2 separate regions of the Homo sapiens genome follow, and region 1 is linked to region 2. Evidence: chromatin contacts called from ENCODE Hi-C or POLR2A ChIA-PET data. All regions are on one chromosome and are shown on one strand. The core of a region is the stretch at or near the end of the contact, and the rest is flanking DNA. Distances in the headings are between cores, read along the strand shown. Region 1 overlaps P3H2 (prolyl 3-hydroxylase 2). Region 2 overlaps TPRG1 (tumor protein p63 regulated 1).

What was found. A loop is a pair of places that touch in the nucleus more often than their neighbours do. ChIA-PET counts read pairs that join two places held with the same protein, here RNA polymerase II (POLR2A). Pooled maps may share reads with other maps.
Region 1: a loop to region 2 is called in a map of CD8-positive, alpha-beta T cell, with 7 times the contacts of the local background. The contact joins two enhancer-like sites. A Hi-C loop is called at or near these places in 19 of 168 maps with a recorded cell type or tissue (CD8-positive, alpha-beta T cell, GM11168, GM12878 and 13 more) and 7 of 50 pooled maps. POLR2A ChIA-PET finds 5 or more read pairs at or near these places in 3 of 52 experiments (H1, MCF 10A and OCI-LY7).

What each region holds. Positions count from the first base shown.
Region 1 is chr3:189,955,482-189,963,358 of GRCh38, forward strand. P3H2 (prolyl 3-hydroxylase 2) reads right to left here. Exons shown (of 15, transcript NM_018192.4): 15 at 1,247-2,523. The coding sequence ends at 2,431. Among named protein-coding and RNA genes, the nearest start is that of MIR944, 130 kb to the left of the region's middle. Within about 2 kb of position 6,215, at least 4 of the 41 ENCODE cell types and tissues checked have a DNase peak (open chromatin) inside an H3K27ac peak, as active enhancers do.
Region 2 is chr3:189,271,031-189,278,688 of GRCh38, forward strand. All of the region lies in intron 4 of TPRG1 (tumor protein p63 regulated 1), which reads left to right. Among named protein-coding and RNA genes, the nearest start is that of TPRG1-AS2, 34 kb to the left of the region's middle. RefSeq lists an enhancer at 1,905-2,094. Within about 2 kb of position 2,866, at least 4 of the 41 ENCODE cell types and tissues checked have a DNase peak (open chromatin) inside an H3K27ac peak, as active enhancers do.

The DNA.
Region 1 (7,877 bases), core at 4,965-7,464, 690 kb after region 2:
CCAAACAAAGACTGTTTCTATGTTGATGCCTTGTTGCCAGAAAACAGAAATCAGATCCTCACCCAGATCCTCCAATCAGCAAATCTGAGTGCCAACAAGCTCTTCACAGTGGGAGGACAAATAGCAATCTACCTTTGCAAAGCTCAAGAACTTTTAGGTCTAAATTTGGGTTTACGTTTTTAAAAATCAGGTACACACATAAAAAACCCATTCACGGCCGGGCACAGTAGCTCACACCTGTAATCTCAGCACTTTGGGAGGCCAAGGCGAGTGGATCACCTGAGGTCAGGAGTTCGAGACTAGCCTGGCCAACATAGTGAAACCCCATCTCTACTAAAAATACAAAAATTAGCTGGGCATTATGGCAGGCGTCTGTAATCCCAGCTACTCAGGAGGCCGAGGCAGGAGAATTGCTTGAACCCGGGAGGTGGTGGAGGCTGCAGTGAGCTGAGATCACACCACTTCACTCCAGCCTGGGCGACAGTGAGACTCCGTCTCAAAAACAAAACAAAACAAAACAAAACCATTCACAACTCTCTAAATGTTAGCAGAAATAAATTTGGTTGTGACTATTTCTAAAATGGTTTTGGTTTCTTTTTTTTCTTTTTGCTTTGTTTGTATTTTGAGTAGGAGGGAGGGCCTTGTTACAATCAATTATGTCATTTTCAGAGAAGGGAACTAAAGTCTGGAAAGGGAAAGAGAGTAGTTCCATATCACACAGCAGGGCATATTTGATAGAACTGGGAGGATAATCCAATGCTCTTTCCACTCTCCCATGATTAAAATACAACCAGAAGGTTCAGTAAAAAACAGATGGTTCATACATCACTAACTCAAATTTTCAATTTCAATGGATGAATGTTCTTACCACTCACCAGATTGTAAACGGCAGAAAGTAAATCTTCCCTCCACCACTGCCCGTCATAAAAGCATGTGATCTCCCACGGGCGAATGATAAAGTCTCCCCTAGGTTAGAAGAACCCCATCCCCCATGAACTATGCCTTTGTAGTGTCTTTCTTAGAAGTGGGACCTGGAACCAAGCATTCTCTGGATCAATGCCCAGTTTGGTCTCCATCTCTGTTCTTCAAGAGCAGTGTCCCCACCTTTCCTGAGGCCACTGCACCAGCAACACTAGTCATGTCCCAATGTTGCCCCTAAAGTGGTCCCAAAAGCTCCTATGTAATTACAAAACCATTCTGTGAAGATAAAGCAAACATTTGGGAGAACAAAAATAAATGCCAGATATTAAAATAAGCCTCCCTTTATTAAACAAATCAGACACAAGCACAAATCTGTGTGCTGGATAGCAGCAATGAGGAGGGGCCCCCAAAATATAAGCAGATGACGGTTAAAATCAATCAGAAATTTATTTTTCTTATGTAAGTACAAAACACCTCTTTTCATCAGTGGACCCCACTCCTAGGCAACCTGGCCATGGTGCCCGGATGCAGGCAGTATTCAAGAGTTTCTTCCAAAGTCACCAGGGTGAAAAGCCATTCTACTACAACCTCTACATGACCTTTTAAAGTGTACAACTTATAGGACAGTCCTTTCTGGAGTACTGTGGAGGGTGAATCAAAGCTTCCAGTGTAAGTTTATTGTCTGGCGAAAACACCAGAGCCAAAAATTCCACCAAGGCCCTGGAAAGACTGAAGTCCCCTCTGTCTCATACAGTAATCATCCATGAGATCTCCCGGAGCCTGGGTGATCATTACGCCCATGATACCTGAGGCAGCGTGGACTCTGCCAGGGGCTCCTCAGACCCAAAGTGGAGCTCACTTTGGAGAGTCGGAGCTCATGGCCGTTAGCACCTAAGGATGTGGCTGAAAGGCACAGAGCAAGAAAGGGCTTCAGAGACCAGGCACAGGTTAATTTTAGAACTGGAGCACACGTGAGAGTTGTAGTTTCACCACCAAGAAGCTTATTCTCTCTAAGCTTTTGAATTTGCAGCAACTTAATTGTGTGTGTGTGTGTGTGTGTGTGTGTGTGTGTGTGTGTTTGGGGGAGGAGGTGAACTGGGCTTTGATAGATACATGAAATGATGAAAAACCAAGAAAGAGAGCTGGGTGTGGTGGCACGTGCCTGTGGTCCCAGCTCCCCGGGAGGCTTGAAGGATCGCCTGAGCCTAAGAGTTTGAGGCTCCAGTGTGCTATCATCACATCTGTGAATAGCCACTGCCCTATATCCTAGACAACATGGTTAGACCATGTCTCTAAGAAGAGAGAGAGAGAGAGAGAGAGAGAAAACAACCCAAAACAAGAAAGATAGATTGATAGATTGAGGCAACACAAGCATCCTTAGGAAGAGAAGGAAGATCTGATGACTGACATTAACCTGTTAATTTATACCATGGCTCTGTACAAAAATAAAAAGGTTCTCATAAGATTAACAATTTAAATAAATATTTGATAGAACATTCTTTCTCATTTTTATAGCTCATCTTTAGGGTTGATATTCAGTTCATGCTTCCCTTGCTGTTCTTGATCCAGAATTGCAATCACTTCATCAGCCTGTATTCGCTCCTGCAAAAAAGACAATTTACACATTTCTGTTACAAGCATAATAATCAGTCTCATCAGCAGACGCTTCCCAAACACTTCCTGGCATCCATCTGTACATGGGTTGATGCTATATCCAGTTAAGCATTGAACACCTCCTCTTCATCCCCAGACAGATGCCTTCTCCTAACATTCCTGGGTCCTAAGCAATTACTTTCTAAGATTTTCTCTCCTGCAAAGAACGACTGTATGTTCAACTGCTTCCTACTCTTTCTAATTCATGGCCCCATAGCCATCTCCAACTCAGTTCAGTGGTCAAGCTGAATTCACCATTTTCTCCCCAAGAACCTGCTCTGTTCTTCACGTAGGCTCTCTCTCGGTAAAGACCAACATCGCTCACCTATTTGCCTTAAAAGCCCGACCATGGTTTCCTGCATCTGATAAGTCACCTATTCTGTTCTATCTGCTGTCTCTGCCCCTTTCTCCTCAATGCACTATTGTTGCCGGAGTTTAGGTCAGGGTTTCTCAATTTTGGTCTGATTGACATTTTTAGACCAGATAATTATTTGTTGGGGGGTGGGAGGGTGGTGCTGCCCTGTGCCCTGCAGGATGCTCAGCGACACCCCGTCCTCTCTACCTACCACAGGTGTCAGTAACAACCTCCCCCACCAACCCCCAGATATTGCCAAATGTCCACTAGAGGGCAACATTGCTCCCTCTTTTTTTTTTTTTTTTTTTTTGAGATGGAATTTTGCTCTTGTTGCCCAGGCTGGAGTCCAGTGACGCGATCTCGGCTCACTGCAACCTCTGCCTCCCGGGTTCAAGCGATTCTCCTGCCTCAGCCTCCCAAGTACCTGGGTTTACAGGCGCTCACCACCATGCCCGGCTAATTTTTTATATTTTTACCATGTTGACCAGGCTTGGTCTCAAACTCCCGACCTCAGGTGATCCACCCGCCTCGCCCTCCCAAAGTGCTGGGATTACAGGAGTGAGCCACTGCACCCGGCCAATCGCTCCCTCTTGAGAGCCACCATTGTAAGCCCTCATCATCTCTTAATTACTGCCGCAGCCTCCAAATTGCTCTCGCTGTTTCACTACTCACCCTCACATGCTTCTAATGAATCCTACTGGCTTATATCTGATTATATCTCTTTCCTACTCACAGCTCTTCAATGGGTCCCTACTGCTTGAAGTTTCAGGTCTACTTTTCTTGGTGTGCTTATAAGAAGTTGCTTTACACCTGTCTCTTCTTTTTTTTTTCTTTTATTTATTTATTTATTTTTTATTATTATACTTTAAGTTTTAGGGTACATGTGCACAATGTGCAGGTTAGTTACATATGTATACATGTGCCATGCTGGTGCGCTGCACCCACTAACTCGTCATCTAGCATTAGGTATATCTCCCAATGCTATCCCTCCCCCCTCCCCCCACCCCACAACAGTCCCCAGAGTGTGATATTCCCCTTCCTGTGTCCATGTGTTCTCATTGTTCAATTCCCACCTATGAGTGAGAATATGTGGTGTTTGTTCTCTCTTCTTATTCATACCTTTCTCTCTTCTTTAGGTTTATTTTGCCTCCCTTCTCCTCACCTTATATTCCAACTTCTTAACTTACCTCAAGCTCCCTGAATGTAACACTTTCAAAAGAATTCCCTAATCCGATTCTGAATTAAGTGTTTCTCTGGATGCTCCCATTATATTCTACGCTTTCTTTTATTCCTCACATTAATCCATCAGCAGGTGCAGCTGGTCTACCTCCAAATTGTATCTCAAATCTTCCATCTCTTTTTACCTTCTCTATTACTACTCCAGTCCAAGACCACATGTTAGCTAAAGTAATCTTCTGTATCCTGTAACTCTCCAGGACTGGAGGAGATATGTGTGTGTGTGTGTGTGTGTGTGTGTGTGTGTGTGTGTGTGTGTGTGTGTGTTGGGGTGTGGGGACTACATGACTTTCCACTAGTTAGAATACAATTCGCATTTCCCAATCAGCCTGTGGAATCCGACTCCTGCCGCCTCCACGTCCTCTACTGAAGCCACTCTCCCTCTTGTCTGCCATATTCCAGATGCTCTGGCTTTCTTTGTTTCTTGGTGACTCCAAACATCTTATTGTCTCTGGGCCTTTGCAGCTTGTCCTCTGCCTGGAATACTCTCCTCCAGACATTTATCCTAGTGGACTTCTAATTTATTAGGTTTCAGCTCACATGCCACTTGTTTGGCGAGGCCTCACAATTTGCCGCTCCTACCCTTTCACTCCAGAATCAGTTGTCTTGTTCCATTTTCCACACATCATTGGTCACCGTGTGAAAAATCTCTCGATTATTTATTTATTTTTTACTTTTTTGGGATCTGTTTCCTTCCACTAGAATGTAAGCTCCAGAAGAGCAGGGCATCTTATCTTCTTGGTCACTACTGTATTTTCAGTGCTCAGAAAAGCCACTGACATGTGGCAAGAGTTCTATTTTCTTTGATGAGTAAATGTGTAAATGGATGAAGCCTTTCTCTGTCTAAAATGCCTCTCCCTAAAGAAATTGATCTTTTAAAGCTTTTTTTCAAATGCCATCTCCTCAAAGAAGCCTTTTTGGATTGCTTTTTGATATCCCTCAAACCACGCATTTGCTGCTAAGGATTCTTACCAAAACTTGCCTTGTGGTTTAATTAGTTGGGTCCTTGTATTATTTCTCCAATTTGACTTCAAGCTCCTTGAAAATAGGAATTATATCCTACTAGTGTGCATTCCCCATAGGCGGTCTTTAACACAGTGCCTGCGCACAGTAAGTTAAATAAATAACTATTTTATGAATTGAAAACAAAGCCCCTTTCATGCAAGAGCTTGTAATAAAAAATGTTTACAAAAAGGCAACTAAAAGGACTAGATATACTAAATAACAGAAAATTAAGTTGCTGCCACATCTAAATAAAAAGCCCAAGTACTACTTTACAAATATAAGGAAAACAATCTTTTTTTTTTTTTTCAAGACAGAGTCTCACTCTGTTGCCCAGGTTGGAGTGCAGTGGTGCGATCTCGGGTTACAGCAACCTCCACCTCCTGGATTCAAGTGATTCTCCTGCCTCAGCCTCCCCAGTAGCTGGGATTACAGGCATATGCCACCATGCCTGGCTAATTTTTGTAATTTTAGTAGAGACGGGGTTTCGCCATGTTGGCCAGGCTGGTTTCGAACCCCTGACCTCAGGTGATCTGCCCGCCTCGGCCTCCCCAAGTGCTAGGATTACAGGACTGAGCCACCGTGCCCGGCCAAGGAAAACAATCCTGATACTTAACAAATCGACACACATACAAAGCTTTCACATCTGTTGACCACAAGAAATGATTGTAATCTTGTTTCTCATTAAGGGAAAGAAATTCAAGAGCTGGAACCAATATATATGAAGCTTCGAACATCCTTGCATCCTTAAAAGGATGTTGCTAAATACTCCTTGAGAACTGAGACCCTTTAAAGTAATTCATAATAAGCATGAGAATCGGCCAGCTCTAATGACTTGTTCATAGGTAGGCATTTTTTTTTTCTGAGATTCAATCTGCAAAAAGACGTCTAGGCCAGGAACTCCCAAACTCTGCTGCTGCACGTTAGAATCACCTGGGGAGCTCTTAAAACTCCTGAAACACAGATGTTAGTAGTTTGTAACGATCAATAGATGATCTCCACGTGTAGCAAAGAATGATTCACAGCCTGGGCTAATTTAGCTGAGGAAAAAGTTCTGGTCATTTCCCACTGTGGCCACTAGATGCCGCTACGGCCTGAAGACTGGAGAGGTTTTCTAGTACTTTTCCATCAGAGGAAGGGACGCTGGCGTTGATGTTTCCTATTACAAAGGAGCAAAGAGAACTTACTTTGTGTTAGCTTATTTTGAGAGAACAATACCTTGGAAAAGGGAGTTTGGATACTGAATGATGAAATAGATTAAATGTCTGCTGAATTGAATACTAGAATAGTGAGGTAATATTTCAATAATTTTATCTTCACTGTCTACCCATTGACATAGGTTCCTTAGTTTAAAAAAAAATGCTTTGATGGAATGCTAACATTTTGGAGATGGAAAATACCAGGATATAAAGTAATGATAGGGGAAGGCAATTGTTTGCTGCTCCCTTGAGGTTTTCAGGACTCTGTGCTCTGGTCCTTTTGTCAGGGCCTTTCTTTCTTTTTCTTCTTCTTCTTTTTTTTTTTTTTTTTTTTTTTTAAGACAGAGTCTCACTCTTGTCGCCCAGGTTACAGTGTGGTGGAGTGATCTCAGCTCACTGCAACTGCAGCCTCCACCTCCTGGGTTCAAGCGATTCCCCTGCCTCAGGCTCCCGAGCAGCTGGGATTACAGGTGCGTGCCACCACGCCAGGCTAATTTTTGTATTTTTAGTAGAGATGGGGTTTCACCATGTTGGCCAGGCTGGTCTCCAACTCCTGACCTCAGGTGATCCACCCACCTAGGCCTCCAAAAGTGCAGGGATTATAGGCGTGAGCCACCACGCCCAGCCAGGGCCATTTTTTCTATGCCTGGCTATCGTCTTTGCTTCTAGGTCTGAGCTTATAGAAGTCTTCCTTGATTCCCTGCTACAAAACATATACTGTTCTCTTCTTACAGCGTATTTACTAGCTGTTCTGTCCAAGCTCCTCATAGTCCAGGACCTTGTTCTGTTCACCCTTCTACCCCTAGGGCCTATCTAGCAGAGTTTCCAAGGCAGATAATAATAGCTCTTCTGTACAATAAAAGGTCACAATAGGTCTTTTGTAAAATATGTGAAAGAATGGCTTAGGGAATGTGGGGAAACACTTTGTAAGTTAGATTTGATGGTGAAAAGTATATGAGAAAAACGCATTATTTTTAAATAGTTTCTGATGAAATTGGATTCAACTTAGGAACCTAACAAGGAAAACTGGATAGAATGCCAGTTTTAAGAATAGAATTTCATAGCTTCATCAATACTTAGGGCTGGAGAAGATTTGGAGGTCATCCAGTTAAGCCTCTGCTACGATGTTTTAGATTCCATTTCAGCGTTCCATGCTAAGCAGTTGCCTGGGCTTTGATTGGAGCCATCCAATCAGTGCTTCCAAAGCAGACAATTCTGCCAAACTGTGGTGACTATTTGAAAGTTATTCCTTGTGTGGAGCCCAAATTTTCCCTCCAGGGCTTCTACCCATTGGTCTTAATTCATACCGCTGCAGCTCCACAGGTGGAGACTATGACATCTGCCCACGGGCTTCCAAAACGATGAGATCATGGTCTCCTCCTAGCTAAGTGTCCTCAGCTAGTTTGCATATAATAATATTGAAATACTTAATGTAATAACAGTAATAAGTAATAATAATCTTTTAGGTTTCCTTGCCCTCTTTCAAATACGTTTCATAAATGATTCAATAC
Region 2 (7,658 bases), core at 1,616-4,115:
ACACACTTTCATAGTGAAGGCAGGAGAGTGGTTGACTTTTGATTTTAAAAAGGAAGAAACTGAGGCCCACTAGAATGTGAAGTCACTTTACTAAAGTCCTTGGGAAATGACGGTAGAGCTGGGTTTCTTTATTCCTAGGTGAGGTAGGGCGTTTTCTACTGTAACACAGTGCCTTGAAGGGATGGGTTGCTTTAGACGAATACATGGGCAATCTTATAAAATCAGTTGGCTCAAAGGTAGAGAAACAGCCCACCTGAGTGCAGAGTTGAGATGGCCTCTATTCACATGATGGCCTTTGTCTGTCAGCACTAGTTGACTCCTGCCTGTGTTTATGATGATGCCTGTCTCATCTGCAGCTGTTTGCAGAGTCTTGCATATAGTATATGTCTAACTTAAGCTTGCCCACATGCACATAAAGGAACTGTGAATATGTTGTTTCTTTACTGAAGGCCCTCAGTGGGTGCCAACATTCAGACAAATCTTGATAAATGTGCCATAGCAGAAAATAGAAAAGAAAGTAATCTAGATATTTTGGGTATTGTGCATGCGTAAGTTTTACATTGTTTATTTTTGGATAGAATTTACACAAGAACTTCTTCTCAAGTCTTGAATATTTGCATCAGAGGAACTTCTAGAACTAGAAAAGACCTTAGAGAGTTTCTAAGACCCAAAGAGGGAAAGTGACTTATGTAAAGTTAAACACATTTACAGAGACATGGACGACTGAGGTATCCTGATCTTTTGGGGAAAAGCATGTGCTTGGGAACCAAACAAGTGTGGATTTGAATCCCGATTCTCATTTACTTGTGTACTTGTGGTATGATGACATGTTAACTTCTCCGTAGCTCTAAGTCCGATCTCATCTGTAAAAATAGAGATAAAAAGCAACTACTTTGCTTGGTATCTGGTCAGTCTAAAAGAGTGGGTATATCGAAAAGCCTAATGTGGTGTTTGTGCACTCTGCCTTTCCTATACGCGCTGATGCCCCAATCCATTTGTTTTGGATTCTAATGAAATCATGTGTTTTATAGTTTACAGCACAGATGTCCCACATGATATAGGAGTACAACTTAGTTCTTGATGGGAAAAACACAGTGCAATCAATCCCTTTATAATTTATTCATGTCATCGTTTAACCATGTTATAGCATGCTTTTCCCATATGTAATGCAAGCATCTATTATTATATTTGGGATCTGCTTTGACTTGTATTCCTGAACCTGTATAATTAAGTGTTATATTATAGTGGGCTTCACAGCATTGGGTAATGAAAAGAATTCTGGCCTTGTAATCAGCAGAATTTTGTGCCAACTCTGCCAGGACTGGCTGTGTGATTCTAGATGAGTTTCCTTTTGAGGCCTCAGTATGATAGTTCAGGTGAGCTATAAGTTTCTGATGAGCTTTCAGATTTAATTTGTGTGTATTTTTTTTTCCTACTAATATACATCGAGACTGTTGCTTATTGTGTCTGTAAAGTGCTTCTCAGGAAATCTGGGCAAGTCTCGTTCTTCAAATCAGCTCAGTAGTAGAAGATTAAGCTGACTTCCCAACCACAGACTTCTTCTGCCAAGTCTCTTCTCTTCTCTTCTTTCTTTCTTTATCTTTCTCTCTCTCTCTTTCCTTCCTTCGTTTCTTTCTTCCTTCCTTTCTTTCCTTTCTTTCTTTCTCTTTCTTTCTTTCTTTCTCCTTCCTTCCTTCCTTCCTTCCTTCCTTCCTTCCTTCGTTCCTTCCTTCCTTCCTTCCTTCCCTCTCTTTCTTTTCTACAAAGGCTCAATACTAAATAGGATCAGTAGGTCCACTAGGCAGCTCAGACAAGGATAGACATTTATAAAGTACTCCAAGCTACAGAAAGGTGGTGCTAGAGACTCTTCTATTTCTGATGGGGTCTGGGGTCTGTAATGGAATAGCCATAGATTACTAAAGAGTAGACCATCCAAAGCAGGCATTTTCTCTCCAGTGATCCTGACAAGTGGTTATCCAGCCTCTGAAGGCTTCTGGTGAAAGAGAATCCACTGCTTCCTGCTCGGCCTCTCTGACTCTGGTAGAATCTAGTTAGAATGTGTTGAGGGAAAATCAGCTCCTCTAATCAGCTCCTCTTGAAGCTGTCACTTGTTGGTCCTAGTATTTTATTCTGTAGCTATACAGAATCAAGAATCTATTTATTAATTCAACTACTATTTACTTCCTATTACTTGTCAAACACTCCAGAGCTAACATTTTTCTTTTTAAGGGCTTACTGTATGGCTGGAGAGGTAGAAAAGTAAAATCTCAATTCCAGTATGATGTGGCAAGTGCTGCTGGAGTTAAACATGGAAAACTGTGGCCATGCAGAGAAATGCACCTCACTCAGATGAGGAGGCAGGGAAAATACTGCAGAGAGTTTGAAAATCAAAAGTTTTTATGTCCTTCATTCCCATCCTCACTAGGCTAACTGTGCTTAGAGTATGCGACAGGCAGTGTGACAGGAAGTTGTAGACTCAGGAAACTTGAGTTCTAATCCCAGTTTTGCTGATATTGTCCCTACGTAACATTGGACAAGTTTAATTTATTAGCCATAGTAGAGAATGCAAATAGCATCCTGTCATGTTATTTAGTCTTTGGAATTTCCAAAAAAGCAGTGAATGCACTCATTTGATAGCTCTGGCCCAGTATTTCCTCCTTTATTTCTCCTCATCCCTGGTTGGCCTGGAGTTGAAAATCAGTGCTTTATTCTCCCTGTGTCTGGGCTTTCTCATGTCTCACTCTACCCCTCTTCCAAGCCATAGGCCTATATTGGTCTGTCCCTTAGCTTGTGCCTGAAATGTTCTCAACAATCATTAAATGAAAAGCATGCTTACAGAAACCCACAGAAATTGTGAATGTACACAGGCACATTGGAAGTTGCCCCCAGGTATGTTGCCATTGACCAGGACAACAAAGATGACTAAGGGAGTGTCTGCCCACTCCTATGTGGAAATAATGTTGTATTTGTCTGGAAGCCAGTGAAAAAATTATGTTGAATGGCCTCATGACAGGCTATTTTGTACCCCAACTGTCTTAATACCTCAAATTCTTTATCTTTTAACTTCTCGGAACCCAGATTTTTTTTTTTTTCACTGATCCATGGAGTGATTTTTAGAAAAAGGCTAATGACCCTGACCTCAGAGTCTGATGAGCCTGTGAGAAATGGGATAGGCATTACTCCCACCTACTTCAGCTAAGCTCTGATAATTTTCTTAGAGCTAAAATGAAATGAAAATTTTGGCTGAGTGGGTTATCTCACTATCATTGGAGGGAAATCTCTTAACGATGGAATATGCAATCTAGTCTCTAGGTCCAGTTACATAAAATATTATTTTTCCTGGATTGGGAAAAATGTAATTGCCGTTTGTTCAGCCTGTTTGGATAAAATTTTACAGTCAAAGCCACTCTTTCTTGGGAGTTTTTATATTGTACAGAACTTAAATAAGAACTTAGACTAAAAGGGACGGTGACTTCCCTGATTTTTGGGATTTGAATGACTCTTGTGTGTAGTAGGGTGAGTAGTAATCGAGGGTAGGGCCCAGATAGTAGCACTGAGACTTCTCTGTGACTCTGGTATCAGAGCACAGAATTTCTAATGTACTTTCAGTAAACTTTGACCACTGATTCAAATTTTTGCAAAATAATCTCCAGGATTTGCTACCTTCTCTCTTTTCCCTAGACTGAAAAAGGTGAGGCTTGTCCCTCAACTTGGAAATAGGTATTTCTTACCAATTTAAAAACATTTGAAGATAATCAATTAATTTTGATAACATTTAAAAGCATATGAACAGTTAATTCCCACCTTAAATTGAATTTTGACCTGTGCTTTTTTTTTCTTATAAAAATAAATAATAAACAAGAATCACTAAGTTTTCCCAAGGGCATTTCTTGATAATGTAATGAGTGTGTGTGTGTGTGTGTGTGTGTGTGTGTGTGTGTGTGTGTGTATGAAGTCATTATTGACTAACAATTGTAATCCACAAAACCATGCATTCATCAAATATTTATTGAGGTTAAGGCACTGCATGTATTTATGTCTTCTGATTGCTCTAAGTAGAAGGGAACAGAATCACCTGCAGTGAAGTCTGAGGCCTTTTTCTTTTTAGCTGAACTTCAAATCAATCTTCTACTTGACAACTTGACTTAAACAACAAACAGCATACATACAGTGTTATTTCAATACAGATCCAAACAATCTTAATAGAATAACCATGCAATGAGCATGAATATGTGTACATCCCTGTTTTAGATGTTTTAGTCATATAGAGCCAAGCAACACAGTTCCTGCTATAACTACTACATGCTCTAGTAGCAAGGATAAGTCAAGTATATATACAGCTATATTATAAGGTGCAATAAGGATATGCCAGTGGAGACGAATTGACAATAAAGAGAATTCATACAGTTGTGACTGCATCTGGGCAACACAAAGGAAATAGTATAAGACGAGACCTTTGGAAGATAGTAACAGGTGGGAAGTTGGGATGTGAAGAAAGGGTTAGAGGGAAAGGCTATTCCAGGGAGAAGGTATAGCAAGAATAAAGCCATATGGTCAGGAAAGAAATTCAGAGAACAATCAGCAGATGTGGTTTTGCTTGAATATAATGAAGGTATTGTGGATGTGATAAAGTTAGAGATTGGGGCAAATAGGAGAGGCTTTGAATGCCAGTGTAAAATGTTTGTATTTTCTTGGTGGCAATAAAGCTACTGTTGTATTTTAAATAGGGAAATGCATCCATTTTAAATGAGGAAGGGCATCCAATTGTTATTTCACACACACAAACACACACAGATTTTGCCATGCCCTCTATAGGTCCATCACTATGTAAACTGTTGAGGATTCAAAGAAAATAGACAATCTCATACCTCAAAGTCTTCAGTGGGGAAGAGAGGCAAATACAATAATTTTCATAAGTATTGTAGGGATATCTTGTTCAGACACCTAGGGGAATCATAGAAAGCTTCTTAAAGGAAGTGAACCTTAAGCATTGGTTGGTTAAGGGCTTTCTAGATGCAAAAAAAATGAGAAGTGCTACTCCAATAAGACTCTTGAAACAGTATATGTGATGATAACACAAGGAACACTGAGAGGGGAAGGCAAGGTAAGGAGGGTGTGAAGGGAGGCCAGTGAAGAGGCTGCCACGATAGAATTGGTAAGAGGGAATGAAAGGCTGAGCGATGGAAATGGCTGTGAAGATGAAGAGGTGGTGGCCCCCATGGATGTGGCACAACAGCAGATCTTGATTTGGTGCTGGAAGTAGGGGGTTGTGGTTGGAATTGCAGAAGTGGAAGAGCATTTTAAAAAAGTTAAAATGGATAAGACTGGAATTCTGAAGGGGGAAGAAGGATGTCATTAGTAGGCATGTGGCAGTCAGGAGAAGCTGGTTTCAAAGGAATTGTGTGAAATTTAGTGTTGAGTGACTACTAGAAAGCAGAATAGGCAACTTCCCATAAAATTGAGTTGTGAGCAAAAATTCTTGGGCTCTGATGTCATGGTTTTCCTCCTTTTTTTCTCCTGGAAAATTCCAAGTCATAAGACAAGTGCCCAAATATTGCCTCAAGCATGCTTTAAAGTACTGATGTCTAAGGGATTTCATTTTAGGAAAAGCTTAATAGATCATGTGTATTAATCATAAAGTGTAAAAACAAGACATTGTTAACAATCCCTAGTCTCTTCCTTGGCTTGGCTCATGGCTGTTCTAAATAATACCTTGGGATTATTTATGATGACAGGTTTGGCATTCTGCTTGGAACATATACATGCCCCCTTAAGCAAGCTGCTTCCTTGGGAAGAGACCAAGAGAGGCAGGGTTTTTCGAAACACCTAATTTTCATTTCTTCCTCCTTTCTTTTTTTTTTAGTTAGTGGATAAAATGAGTGATTACTGGACAACGTATATATTTTTTAATGACTCCAGATGCTTTCGGGATGAATCATAGTAGCCTCCTCTCTTTGCCTCCTTGTTACTTCATTTCTAACTCCATTTCTGTCTCCACTATAATTGCAGCACTGGGTGAGACGCTGCTCGAGGAGGAATTAGCTGAACTGTGGTGGTTTGGCAACAGAAAGATAGAGGAAGTAACATGGAACAGGAGGTCTGTGAGAAATGTGCAGCCATGTGGCTTTCTGCCCAACCAAGGCAGCTTTCCCTACAATCCCCAGCCCTCCAAGGGCTTTTAAAGCATTGAGTGTGTGATGGGGGTAAGTCCGTATGCTGCACTTACTCCAAACATAATTATCAAGCTATAAAGGAGACACCTTAAACACACACATACGCACACAACACCTCATACCATAAGATCCCAGGGGAATTTCAAAACCACATACATATTTCAAAAAACAGTAAATTCAAAATAAAGAGAGGAATTGATTTGGGTGGTCTGATAGTTTGGTGGAAAAAATGCAGTCAATAAGATTAAGAATCAGAATAAATACAGCTCTATGCTATTAGAAAAAAGCTTCATTTTTTAAAATGTGTTTTTTCATTTTTGATTCAAGTCTTACCAAATCAAAATGTGTCACTCATCAGATGTTTGCAGTGAACACGTTTGGACAGTATACAGAATAGAGAAGATTAAATCAAAGTTTAACGTCTTGAAGTGCTGAAAGTCAATTAATTAATTAGAAAGATAATTGTTGGAATTATGTATAGGCAACTTAAATCCAAAAAAGAAAATTAATATATTAAGGAGCATGAGAAGCATCAATCCATGAATTCAAATGTATTTTACAGCTTTACGAGTCCAATCCCACATTGTTGGAATCACTATTATGTTAGCTGGCAGGATGGAAACTGGTGTCTGCTTCAACTTACTCAAAAATGGGGAACTCACTACCTCCTCAGCCAGCATATTCTGTTTTTAAATAAGATATAGCTGTTACAAACTTCTGTTTTTACAAATCTGATTCATCAGTGCTTCTTTTGCCTCTGAAGCCACGTCGAAGCCTATTTCTTTGTATCCATAAGCACCTTTCAGATTTGTGAGCATTACATCATTTCCTTTCTCAGGCTTTGTGTCTGCAGGCTGATCAACCCTCTTTCCAGAGGACTTCCACTCCTATGCAGGATGTTAAAGCCTCTGCCACCATGCTCCTTCCACATGCCCTTTGTTGCTTGATTAGGCTTGGTGGCTTTTCTTTCCACAATATTCTGCCTTTGTAGAGTTAAAATGATGCTTTGACCCCAAGTCTCAGGAGCAGTGAAGGGCCTGGGTAACCTATTGCCTGGGTTATCAGGTGAATCTTCCCAAGGTGAGCATTTGGGCAGTGGTTGCTCGAGTGCCCTGGGTGGAGAGAGAGCAGCAGGGGTCTACAGGTCAGGAGTCTGGATTCTCACAGGCCTGTGTCTTCTAACCCAGTTCCAAGTGCTGGAAGCCGGTGCTGGAAAGCAGATTGCTTTACGTACTGTGAGCAGATTGTGTAACCAGACCCATAATGTCCCTTGTCAGTAATGGGCTAAATGATGCTATGAACAATGCCAATTTCTATCCATCTCTGTAGTCCATATGCTTGTTAAATAAGGTTAAATGTGGCATCATGGAGGAAAAAAGGTACTTAGGACTTAGGAAACCTAAACCTAAATTCTTGTTCTGGCAAGCGTCAAGATCTAACATAGCCTCAGTTTCTTCCATCTGAAAACATCTCCTATGCTTCTGT